Linked DNA regions of Mus musculus: region 2 is linked to region 1. The links are chromatin loops, found by intact Hi-C in ENCODE. Cell type or tissue: gastrocnemius. All regions are shown on one strand. Links, peaks and the distances in the headings refer to the core of each region. The heading gives the core; the rest is flanking DNA. Region 1 has its middle 43 kb from the start of Bex3. Region 2 holds the start of n-TKctt19 (a tRNA gene).

Region 1 (5,387 bases), core at 297-5,296:
AATAGATAAAGGGAGACCGCCTGCTTTATTATACCTGTGTTCTAGTAGAGGATGTAGACCTAACTTGTATTGTTCAGTGACTCCCACACTGATGAAAATCTATATTATTTTTAGTCTTGTTCTGTTATGATTTATTTTACAAGGAAAGACCTTATACTTGTTTATGCCTTTTGATATCTGTGCATTGTGCTTTGGGGAGAGAAACTTAGAAGAAGGGTGGCTGGATCAGACATTAAAAGTCCTCTATCTCTTAGTGACAAGATTTGAATCTGAGACTCCAGGATACAGCAGTGAGAAGGAAATGGAAGTGGGGAGAGTAAATGGGTCCTTGGGTAAAGTGCTTGCCAGAAAAGCATGAGGACCTGAGGTCAGATCTCCAGAATTCATGTACAGTTGTATGAGACAGTACATGTCTATAATCCCAGAACTCCTCCAACCACACAAGCTGTGGTAACAAAATATTTCCCAGGAGCTCAGGAGACAGGTAGCTTAGCATGTGCCATAGCTAACAGGAGACAGTCCCAACAAGGTGAAAGCTGAGGACCACACCCGAGCTGTGGGGACTTCTGATCTAATGCTTTTGATCCCCTGTGACTTCTGCTCTCTCATTTTCTCGCTGTCTGGTATGCGTGAAGAGATTTCTCCTCACTGATCCTCAGTAACAAGAAATATCATAATGGAGTAAAGAGTAATAATGAAGCAGACAAGGTGAGAGACCAGGCCTGCGTTCTTGTTGTCATGACCGTGCACAGACCTCAGGACCCTGGGCGAGTTCTTCTAATTTGATGGCCTCAGACCTAGGACAAATGGGGTTCTCAGTATGGAAACAACAGAAGCACCCATGAATATGCACATGTCACCATAGTGGGCATGCATACATACACATGTATATCCTGCATCCATCCATGAGCGAGAAGGGAAAAATCGGAACATATTTTATACCTTGATTTTAAATCAGAAGGTGTTCCTCAACTCAGCATAATAGTTCATCGAAAGCAAAACCAGAAACAACAGAAAAGCAGAATAGTAACACTCTATAGGAAAATGCTCATATTAAATGTGACATATTGCCAGGCATGGTGGGGCATGCCTTTAATCCCAGCACTCAGGAGGCAGAGGCAGGCGGATTTCTGAGTTCGTGGCCAGCCTGGTCTACAGAGTGAGTTCCAGGACAGCCAGGGCTATACAAAGAAACCCTGTCTCGAAAAACAAACAAACAAACAAACAAACAAACAAACAAACACAAACAAAACAAAACAAATGTGACATATAAGTTACATTTGCATATGCACACCTACAACAGAATATGTCATAATGCTAATATCAGAGATCATAAGAATGTTAACCATTAATATGTTCAATTCTGCACATGACATACTGTGTGGTTTTTGCATGGGTGTGACCAACATACTTATCAGAAGTATCCAGGATGAAGAGTTTAATCTTATGATTAAATTCCACTATGGAGACAACTTTATGATCAAGTCCACTATAACATGACAGCAGGAATGTCTGCCAGAAGAGAGGTGTTCATCACATACCTACAGGAATCTCACAGGATAGAATAATATATTCCCACAGAAACATATGAAGTGAACTACTTTCTCTTACACATCTCTTTAAGTTTTCACAACTTTCCTAATGGAGCCTTTAGTCAGGTAACAAACATTTGAAACAAGAGCATGGTAGGAACAGCTCGTTTGCAAACCCAATCCTCTACTCAGGGAGTAAGCAGGGATGCCTTCTGCCAATTCAAGAGGTTCTGTTTGGGAAAATTCAGGAGAAACATAATGGAAAACTATGTTCTTTTAGTGGCCATGTATATGCATCAATAAGTGTAATTTTAAGACTTAGAAAAAGGGAGCATAAGTTATCAGTTACAATAACATAGGGCACCAAGGAAATTAGCAATCCGGCCCATGTGTGGAGGTCAGGGCACAACCCTTGGGAGTTGGTTCTCTCCTTTCTCCACAGCAGCAAATGCTTTACCTGCTAAACCATGATGTCGGCCCAATAACTCAGTCTCTCTGAGCAGTGCAAAGGACACGACTTTACCATCTTTGATGAAAGTTATGTATGAATATTAACCCACACTCATCCGAATAACTCAACATAATAGTAGCACTAGCAATAGAAATGTTACTAATATACAGTAGTATTGGTAGCTTGCTTGTTATCTAGCACTAAGTGATAAGATACACCAAAACTTCCTAAGGACGTATGAGAAGGAGGTATTGCTGCCTAACTTTAAATTTATATGGGAACTGATGCACCCAAAGGGATTTATCAGAATGGATTTGAACACAGTTTATGCTGCACCATAATAAATACCTCTGAGTCTCTCTGACAATCAAAGTCCCTATTGTCACCATTATAGCAAACAAACTTTCTGTAAACAAACATCTATTTGCCTTTCAGAAACTGAGCAGAATTCTCCCAATTGTCTGCATTCTCTTCTAGGAAGGTAGCCTGCAATAGAGTAAGCGTTTTACTTTTAGAGAAAGAGAGAGATGGGGTGGTTTGTGCAAGCAGTTTCAGAGTGGAGGACTAGGCTGCAGGCCGCTGTTGCCACAGTAACCTGACGTCATCAAGGTGACCAATAACAGTTTAGTTAGATCTGCAAGGGTTTTGCTTCTGCGAACATGTTTTGATTCCACAATTTGCTCAGAGATCTGCTAGTAAAATGCACCCTGGTACACCTATTCAAATGACTGATTTCTTTGGTTGCCTTAAGGAATTTTACTTTCAGGGACAGGCTAGGGCATGTAAAAGGGCCAGGTGGAAGTGTTATAAGTTTGTCTAACAATCCTAGCATCGATATTGCCCTAGAAACCTGATATCTTTATGGCTACCAAAATGTCTTTTAAATAATCTGGTTTGATGAGCATCGTTCTGCCTCTAAAAACATACTTTTCAGTTCTGTGCCCATTTCACTTTAAGGGACAATTCCTTAGGGTACCTAAACGGTGAAAGGTGCTTTGTTCTCAGAAACAGAAAAAGGCATAAAGAGGCGGGGTGGTGGAGGTGGGGGGGGAGGAGTGGGCACACGGAGGCATTTCCGGTTTCACCAAGACCTCCTGCATCCAGTTGCCATAGAAACCGGACTCCTTTCTGAAGTCCTTGCGAATGTTTTGACAACATGGTTTGACAAGGACCAAGAGGCCCTTATTTGAAGAATGGGCTCCCTCCTGCCTTCTCTCTGGATGCCCTGAGGTGGGCATCCTTGAGAGGTGGAAAGAAGCAGGGATCACTATTCTAGGTGAAGTCTTTACAGCTTTGAAACTAGGAGGCACAATGGCTCAAGAACAACAGAGATGCGGGATCCTGACCCTAAGTGCTGTCTTGGACTCACTTTCCATGTTGAGCAGGGTTTGAGAAAGAATAGGACATGGTAGAGGTCTCTGAGCCCAGCTTCTCCCTTTGTGAAATGGGGCAGAGCACTAGAGAGGGCAACCACAGGGTCACTGATGCTGTCTGTCAACACCAGCTTAAATAGTAGTGAGCCCAGTGTATATCTCACATGGATGTTAAAATACACATGTTTTAAATTAATAATGCTGTATAAATTGCCTTATTAAAATCATGCAGAGCTATTGTCTCTTAAGAAATGAATCTCAATATATAATCATTACTTCACAGGCATAACATTTTTGGTTGTGTAACTATCTTCAGTATCTCTCCTAAGATCCTGTCCCTAGATAAGTGTAATATTGGTGTTACCATTTGGTTCATTTTCCAGAAATATTATGATATGAAAGATAAAAGACAAAAATGTGAAGTATAATCACAAGAGTCTTTGTTAGGTGGAACTTTGGCGATTTGATTTGGATTATCTCATCTATAGATTTATGTTGAATTTTATCCTCTTGTTTCATAGACCAGTGGTTCCTACTTTACTTGTCTTGCAGGGTTGTAACTGAACCAAGGCCTTCAGCTTGCTTGGCAGACATTCTACACAGAGCTGTATTGCCTGCTCTGTTCAATTCCCCTCCTCCCACTTCAGTCAGGATCTCATTTGTGGAATTCCCCAGCCTCAGCTTCCAAATGCTGGGATTACAGGCTTGGGGCACCACACTTGCTCTCTTTGTTTACCTGTTGATGGAATTTTGTGTTGCTGTTCGTCAAACTGCTATGAGCATTTGGGAATGGTAGCAAAACAACATTGTGACATTACCACTTACATTCTAAGAAACTGCAAGTTCTGCTGGACCTCACCACTGAGTTAATAATACACCTTGAGGTCACTTAAGACTTAAGACAGCTATCCTGTTGTGTACTGAGTCTATTTGTTTAACCTACGTTTCAGAGCACAGTGCAACAACAAACCTTACTTACCTTGGACTTTTGCCATGCAGTCAACTTTTACAAGCTAAACCAATGCATAGCTGTAATCTTAAATCACATCTTTACAGTTCTGTGCCCCTGACCTAGATTAATGCATTGTTCACATATTATGCTAATAAATGCTAGAAATAACAAATATAGATGGAAAGCAAACTCACCACCTTACAAAATAAATGCCTGCCATGAATGTTGCAGACAACACACTGATATTATTGGATAGTATTAGTCTGCTCATGTGGGTCAACTGGAGTCAGTATCTAAAACCCTTGTTAAAAACCTCAAAGATTTCTGTAAAGTACCCCTCATTCCTTTCCCATGTGACTCTTTTTGATTTGTTCAATAGAAGAAAACAAATCCTTTTGTAGGGACACATAGTCACACAATCACACACACACACACACACACACACACACACACACACAGAGAGAGAGAGAGAGAGAGAGAGAGAGAGAGAGAGAGAGTGAGAGTGAGAGAGAGAGCACTCAGGTAACACAAGAATGACAAGACACAGGGAGAGAAGTGAAAACACTAAGCAGATGCACTTTAAAAAAATTTTTTTAAAAGGGAAACCCACGCATTATTAGGGACTCTGAGTTTATCATTGAGTTATTCAAAGGGATGCAGACAGTAAGTCTTTTCATGTAACCCTGCTTTTCCGCCCTCCTAGCTTCCTTTCCTGTGCTATCATAAAAACACTCTGACAGAATCATTTAGGACTCTTCACTGGACTCAGAATTCCGGCTTACTATCCGTCATGGCAGGGAAGTCCGATGTTGGGGTGGGGGTGGGAGTGGGCAGGAATCTGAAGCAGAAGTCACATCCACAGTTAAGGGCAGAGAGGGTAGGAACGCATGCACGCGTGGGCTCAGCTTCCTCTCTCCTTGTTTACACAGTCCAAGACCCAAACCCAGACAAGGAATGGTGCCACCTGACTTTAGGCTGGAACCTCCCATTCATGTGAACATGAAGACAGTCCCCCACAGGCAGGCTCACAGGTCAACCAAATTAGACAATCCCTTGTCAAGACTCCTAGATTGTGTCTA
Region 2 (5,387 bases), core at 198-5,197, 120 kb before region 1:
AGGGTTGAGGCCTTTTGAGTTTTCTCCCATCGTATTATCTTTGTTTGGCTCACATTTAGACAGTCATGGTTGTGAGACTTCACGGCTGAAGCTTCTGGCATTACTAGGAGACACAGTCTCACAGCAAACTCCCAGATTCTCTGGCTCTTAAACTATTTCTGTCCCATCTTTTCCAACAGTCCCTGAGACTTCATAAAGGAATGTTTTGTGACTGTATCCATTGGGGCTGATCTTGCTAATGTAACACTTTGATTGGTTGTGGTTTTCTGTAGTGGTCACCATCTGTTTCAAAGATCAGTTTCCTTGAAAGGGTGAAGACTACACTATCTGTGACTATTGGGACAAAAGTTTAGATTGTTCTTTCGAATTATTCTGGTTTAGTAAAGTGGTTATAGGTTCTCCTCCAAGAGCCACTATCTCACTAGCATTGAGTAGTTAGCTAGATTTATAGTACCAGGCCTGTTTGTTCTCTTGATGAGCTGCTCTTAAGTCCAATTAGATAGCTGTTGATTACCACCAACGTATGTGTGCCACTCTTTCACCCTTAGGGTTATTGTGCCATGCTGGTCATTTTTGTGGTTCTTGGATGTCATAGCTGGGTAGGACAGTTAGTTGCCTTCCCCTGGAAGCTTGAATGCCACCTGCTGGTACCATAAATCCTAATCCACAAGAAACAGGCATTCTTGTCAATTCCACCTCAGGGGCTCCCTGAGCGTACCTGAAGTATATGGTGTCTTCAGCAATAGAGATGTAGTTTCCACCTTTGAGGGGGCAGGCAACAAGGTAAATAGCAATAGCCTGGATGTTTTGGGAGTCGCTTGGACATTCCTGACCAACAACTCAAATGAGAGCTTCCCATGTCTGGTGTTGAGTTTTTTTAGACAGTCTTTGCCTCTGGAATGGAATATTGGCTTCCCAGATAAAATTTTCTTAAACTCTCTATTTATACACAGACATCCATTTGTGTTTTAGATATTTTAGGTAGATAGTTAATTATATAATCCCTTATGACTTTTTTTTAGATAGTATTATTATTTTACCTTCTTGTTCCTTCTTCTGTATTTACCTCTCTTCTGGTCCTTAGATGGAGTCCCATCCTCCCCTTCTCCCTCTTCCTTATGTATTTACCTGTAAAGAACCCACATTTCCCTGGTCATATTACTTGTGCCCTGCTATCCCCATCTCTGGTCCCCAAACACTCTACCCTAGTAAAAGCAACCCATGTTGCTTTCCTGGTTTCTGCACTTGTTCCAGGCTATGCTCTCACATCACATTGTTCTGCTGAGAAATAACTTGTGATATTCATCTTTCTGGGTCTGCATTACTTCACAACTAGAAAATGTAGTATTTTCTAGTTGCATCTACTTACCCTTCAGATTTCAGGATTTCCCTTTTCTTAACTGCTGAATGCACGTTTCACTATACATTTGTTGGTTGAAGGACAATTAAGTTGTTTCTATTTCCAGTAACTCTTTTTCATTTTTATTTTTTTACACTCCACCCACCCTCGGACAGTTCCACACCCCTTCCTTGCCCCCCATCCACCCTCCAACGGTTCCATATCCCTTCCCTGGCCCCACCCCCATCAGTTCCACTGCAGTTCCACATTCCCCTCCCAGCCCCGCCCCCATCCACCCTCCAACAGTTCCATTTCCCTTCCCTGGTCCCACCCCCATCAGTTCTATGGCAGGTCCACATCCCCTCGTGGCCCCAACAGTTGCAGACCCGGAAGTCCTCTTCTGTATGTACGTTGGGGACCGAAACAACGAAAACTAAACCGCCCAACGTGGGGTTCGAACCCACGACCCTAGGATTAAGAGTCCCACGCTCTACCAACTGAGCTAGCTGGGCAGCTTGTAGTAAGGGACCTTCAACTCACCCTTTGATGCTACGTCTAGGACACTGCAGGGATAGGAAGCACACAGTTTAACAACGTATTACTTCCTCACTGAGCAGTCACAAAAAACATTCACTCACTATTGTATCCTATCTAATCCAGCTGTGGATTGCTGTTAAAGTGCCTTTTAAGGTTTGGCAGTGACAGAAACAGTACATTTGGTCATTTTTTTGTCTGCTTGTTTGTTTTCGTTTTTAAGACATTCCTCTTAGGATACAGTACATACAACTTTTTTAAAAACCCTAAAGGCTCAATTAGGCAATAAACTGAAGATCAAATTTAAGAACACTAATTAAGAATTATTAAATTAGGGCTAAATAAACTTAGATTTCAACTTAGGCTCCTTTCCTTACCTGCATGTGACTTTGTGTAAACCATTTATCTTCTTTTGTTATTGTTCATGTAGACAGTCTTCATAGCAGTTTTGATTTCACCAGTTGTGCAGAAACTTTTGACTCTTAGTCAGCAAGAAATGAAAACGGGATCCCAAGATGAAGAACTTTCCCTTCACATGTCCTCCTATTTTTCCTGTCTTTTTATCCTGCCTCATAGGGATTCTTACTACCTGATACTACACTAGCATCATAAGCTATGTCCCTGAGATACTAGAGGAAGCTGTGTGTGTGTGTGTGTGTGTGTGTGTGTGTGTCTGAGAGACAGAGAGAGAGACAGACAGACAGACAGACAGAGACAGACAGAGACAGAGACAGACCAGAGGATGACATTAGGTATCTACCTTATTTTATTCATATATATATATATATATATATATTACTATTTTATTTTTGTATTTATGATTATGTTTTATTTGTGTATGAGTGTTTTTTCTGCATTACATGTGTGCTTGGTGTCCATAGAGGACAGAAGAAGGAGTCATGTTACCTGGCACTGGAGTTACAGACAATTTTGATCTGCTTTGTGAGTGCTGGAAATTGAATCTGGATCCAGTAGAAGAGCACCAAGGGCTCCTTAATCAATTAGGAGTCTCCCCAGCCTCCTTTTATTTCATTCATTCATTCATTCATTCATTTTTTTGAGACAGGGTTTCTCTGTGTAGCCCTAGCTGTATTGGAACTCTATAGATAAAGCTGGCCTCAAACTCATACAGATCTGATTACCTCTGTGTCCCAAGTACACTGGAATTAAAGGCGTGTGCCACTACTACTTGGTGTATTGTCTTTACCCACACCACATCTATGCAGTACCCACAGAGGCCAGAAGAGGGTGCCAGATCCTCTAGAGTTGGAATTAAAGGTGGTTGTGAGCCATACAGTATGGGCTCTGTGAACCACAACTCTGCAAGAGCAGCAAGCTCTTCCAACCACTAAGCCATTTCTCCAATTCTTCCTCTTTATTCTTTGTGACAGGTTCTGAAGTTCATGGATTAACTAGAATGAATGTCCAGAAAACTCCAGGGATCTACCCATTTCACACCTACCACCACCCACACCTGTCTAATTCTAGAGTTGCAGATGTGCACCACCACTCCTGGCATTTATGTTGCTGGGAATCTGAACTCAGGTCTTTATACTTGTACATCTAGCACTTTAGCATTGGAGTTATCTACCCATATCCTTGGTGTCCCCCACATACCTCTTTCTCTCTTAATATTTTATTTTATGTATAAAGGTGTCTTGCCTGCTTGTGTTCAAGTGTATTACGTGTGTGCAGTTCTCTCAGGGACAAGAAGAAGGTGTCAGATCCCCCCACCCCTGGAATTAGAGTTACAGATGGCTCCCAGCATATGGCAGTAGGGAATCCATCCCAGGTCCTTTGGAAGGATAGCCAGTGTTTTCAACCTCCCCAACCATAACTTTTGCTCTTTTTAAGTTTATTTCTCTCAGACATTTATTATGGCACAGGAAAGCTGACTAACACATTTGGTAAGGCAGAATATACTCCATTATCATATCAGAAGGTCCGCAGAGAATGGCTATACTTAGCAAGTTAAGAAATAATGCTTGCAAATTATTTATCCGATAAGGGACTTGTCTCTGCTAGACAAGGAGTTATTTCAACTCAACAATAAAAATGACTATCAATCTAATTTTAAAACCTGAAAAATTAGCCATCTGTAGTAGTGCCTGCCTTTAATCCCAGTACTTGGAAGTCAGAAGCAGGTGGATCCACGTTTCTCCTCAGAAGGTATATAAATAATCAATAAAAGTACCACACAATGCTAAAGGCTGTTAGCCATTAGCAAAGTTTAGATTAAAATCTTTATGAGCTGCTGCTTTTTAATGAAATAAGATTGCTATAATAAAATTGTGTCAACAAAGATATTGAGAAATTGGAACCCTGGTGCACTGCCAGTAGGATTGTCTAGTGCCACAGTTGTTTCAGAAAACAATTTGGCAGTTCTTCAAAAATCATACCAAGTTATTATAGACTTTAAAAATTTGTCTCCTAAGAATATGCCCAAGAAAACAAAAACAAAACAAAAAACCATTTTGAAGCAAAACCTTAGCTACAGATATTTAGTGATAATAGATGCTGTAACATTATGACAAGCTAAAGAATCCAGATACAACAAGCCATGTAGTGTGTGATTCTATTTATGTGACTGGACAAATCCGTAGAGACAGAAAAGGGATCACTGCTTACCAGATGCTAGAGACACGGAATAGGCACAGTGTCAACACGTCTAAGGTTTCTTTTGAGGGTGATGAAAATATCTAATTTAGAACTAGATAATGTGATAGTTTCAGAACTCTGCTAACATAGTAAAAAGTACTTTGTTGTGCACTTAAGTGGATAGATTTGGGGATCTGTGAATAATGTTTCACCAAATCTGTTAAAGTATTAACACATGCACACTAAAAAATAAATGATGATAGGTATCAGAAGCCAAACATGTCTAAAGCAGTGGGTATATCAACTGGCAATACAGACTGCAGTGTTTATTAATAATAAACTCTTTTGCACCGTTGGTGGTTTTGTTTTAGTGTTTGTATCTATTTTATGAAACATGAAAATGAGGGCTGGAGAGATGAGTCAGCAAATAAAGGAACCTGTTCAATGCCCACTGGTCACATGGTGGAAGGAGAGAGACAACTACTGGAAACTGTCCTCTCACCTCCACAAGTACATCACAGACACACGCGCACACCACCCCAAAATGAATGGATTTAATAAAATTCGTTAAAATGAACTAACAGTAGAAGAAATGTCAAATCAGAAGAGATCCTGATGTCTTGGATCTGCTATGGAAGCCAGGATTCTATATTTTCTGCAAAATATATATGGGACTTCCATGTAGACATTCCACTAGTAGCTCTCAAACTTTGAAAGCTCCTACCATATCCCACTTGGAAAAGAACTGTACAATATTTTCTCCCCTGCCGTGTTTCTTTTGATTTGGCAAATTTCAGTTGTATAAGAATGAACTTACGTGAGAGAATTGTGTTAGCTAATGCCCGGATTGTCAGCACTTGGGAGATAGAAGCAGGAGGATCATGAATCTAAGGACAGCTTCAGCTATATAGTGAGG

Evidence for each region. Hi-C counts contacts between places; a loop is a spot of excess contacts. Peaks named below come from ENCODE experiments on the same cell type or tissue, not always from the same donor. Only the 100,000 strongest peaks of a DNase experiment are listed, where the experiment ranks them.
Region 2: a loop joins it to region 1, with 3 times the contacts of the local background. A loop is called at or near these places in 19 of 42 quality-filtered maps.

Annotation. Positions count from the first base shown.
Region 1 is chrX:136,310,920-136,316,306 of GRCm38, forward strand. No RefSeq gene overlaps it. Among named protein-coding and RNA genes, the nearest start is that of Bex3, 43 kb to the left of the region's middle. In gastrocnemius, for the core only: no CTCF peak of the experiment used is centred there; DNase peaks (open chromatin) are centred at 2,578 and 3,083.
Region 2 is chrX:136,193,954-136,199,340 of GRCm38, forward strand. It overlaps Gm41901 (a long non-coding RNA gene), which reads right to left. Exons shown (of 4, transcript XR_003953081.1): 2 at 2,251-5,387; 3 at 1,041-1,128. n-TKctt19 (a tRNA gene) reads right to left here and starts at 1,851; the gene lies at 1,779-1,851. In gastrocnemius, for the core only: a CTCF peak has its summit at 3,117 (motif pointing right); a DNase peak (open chromatin) is centred at 3,111; H3K27ac peaks cover 403 bases.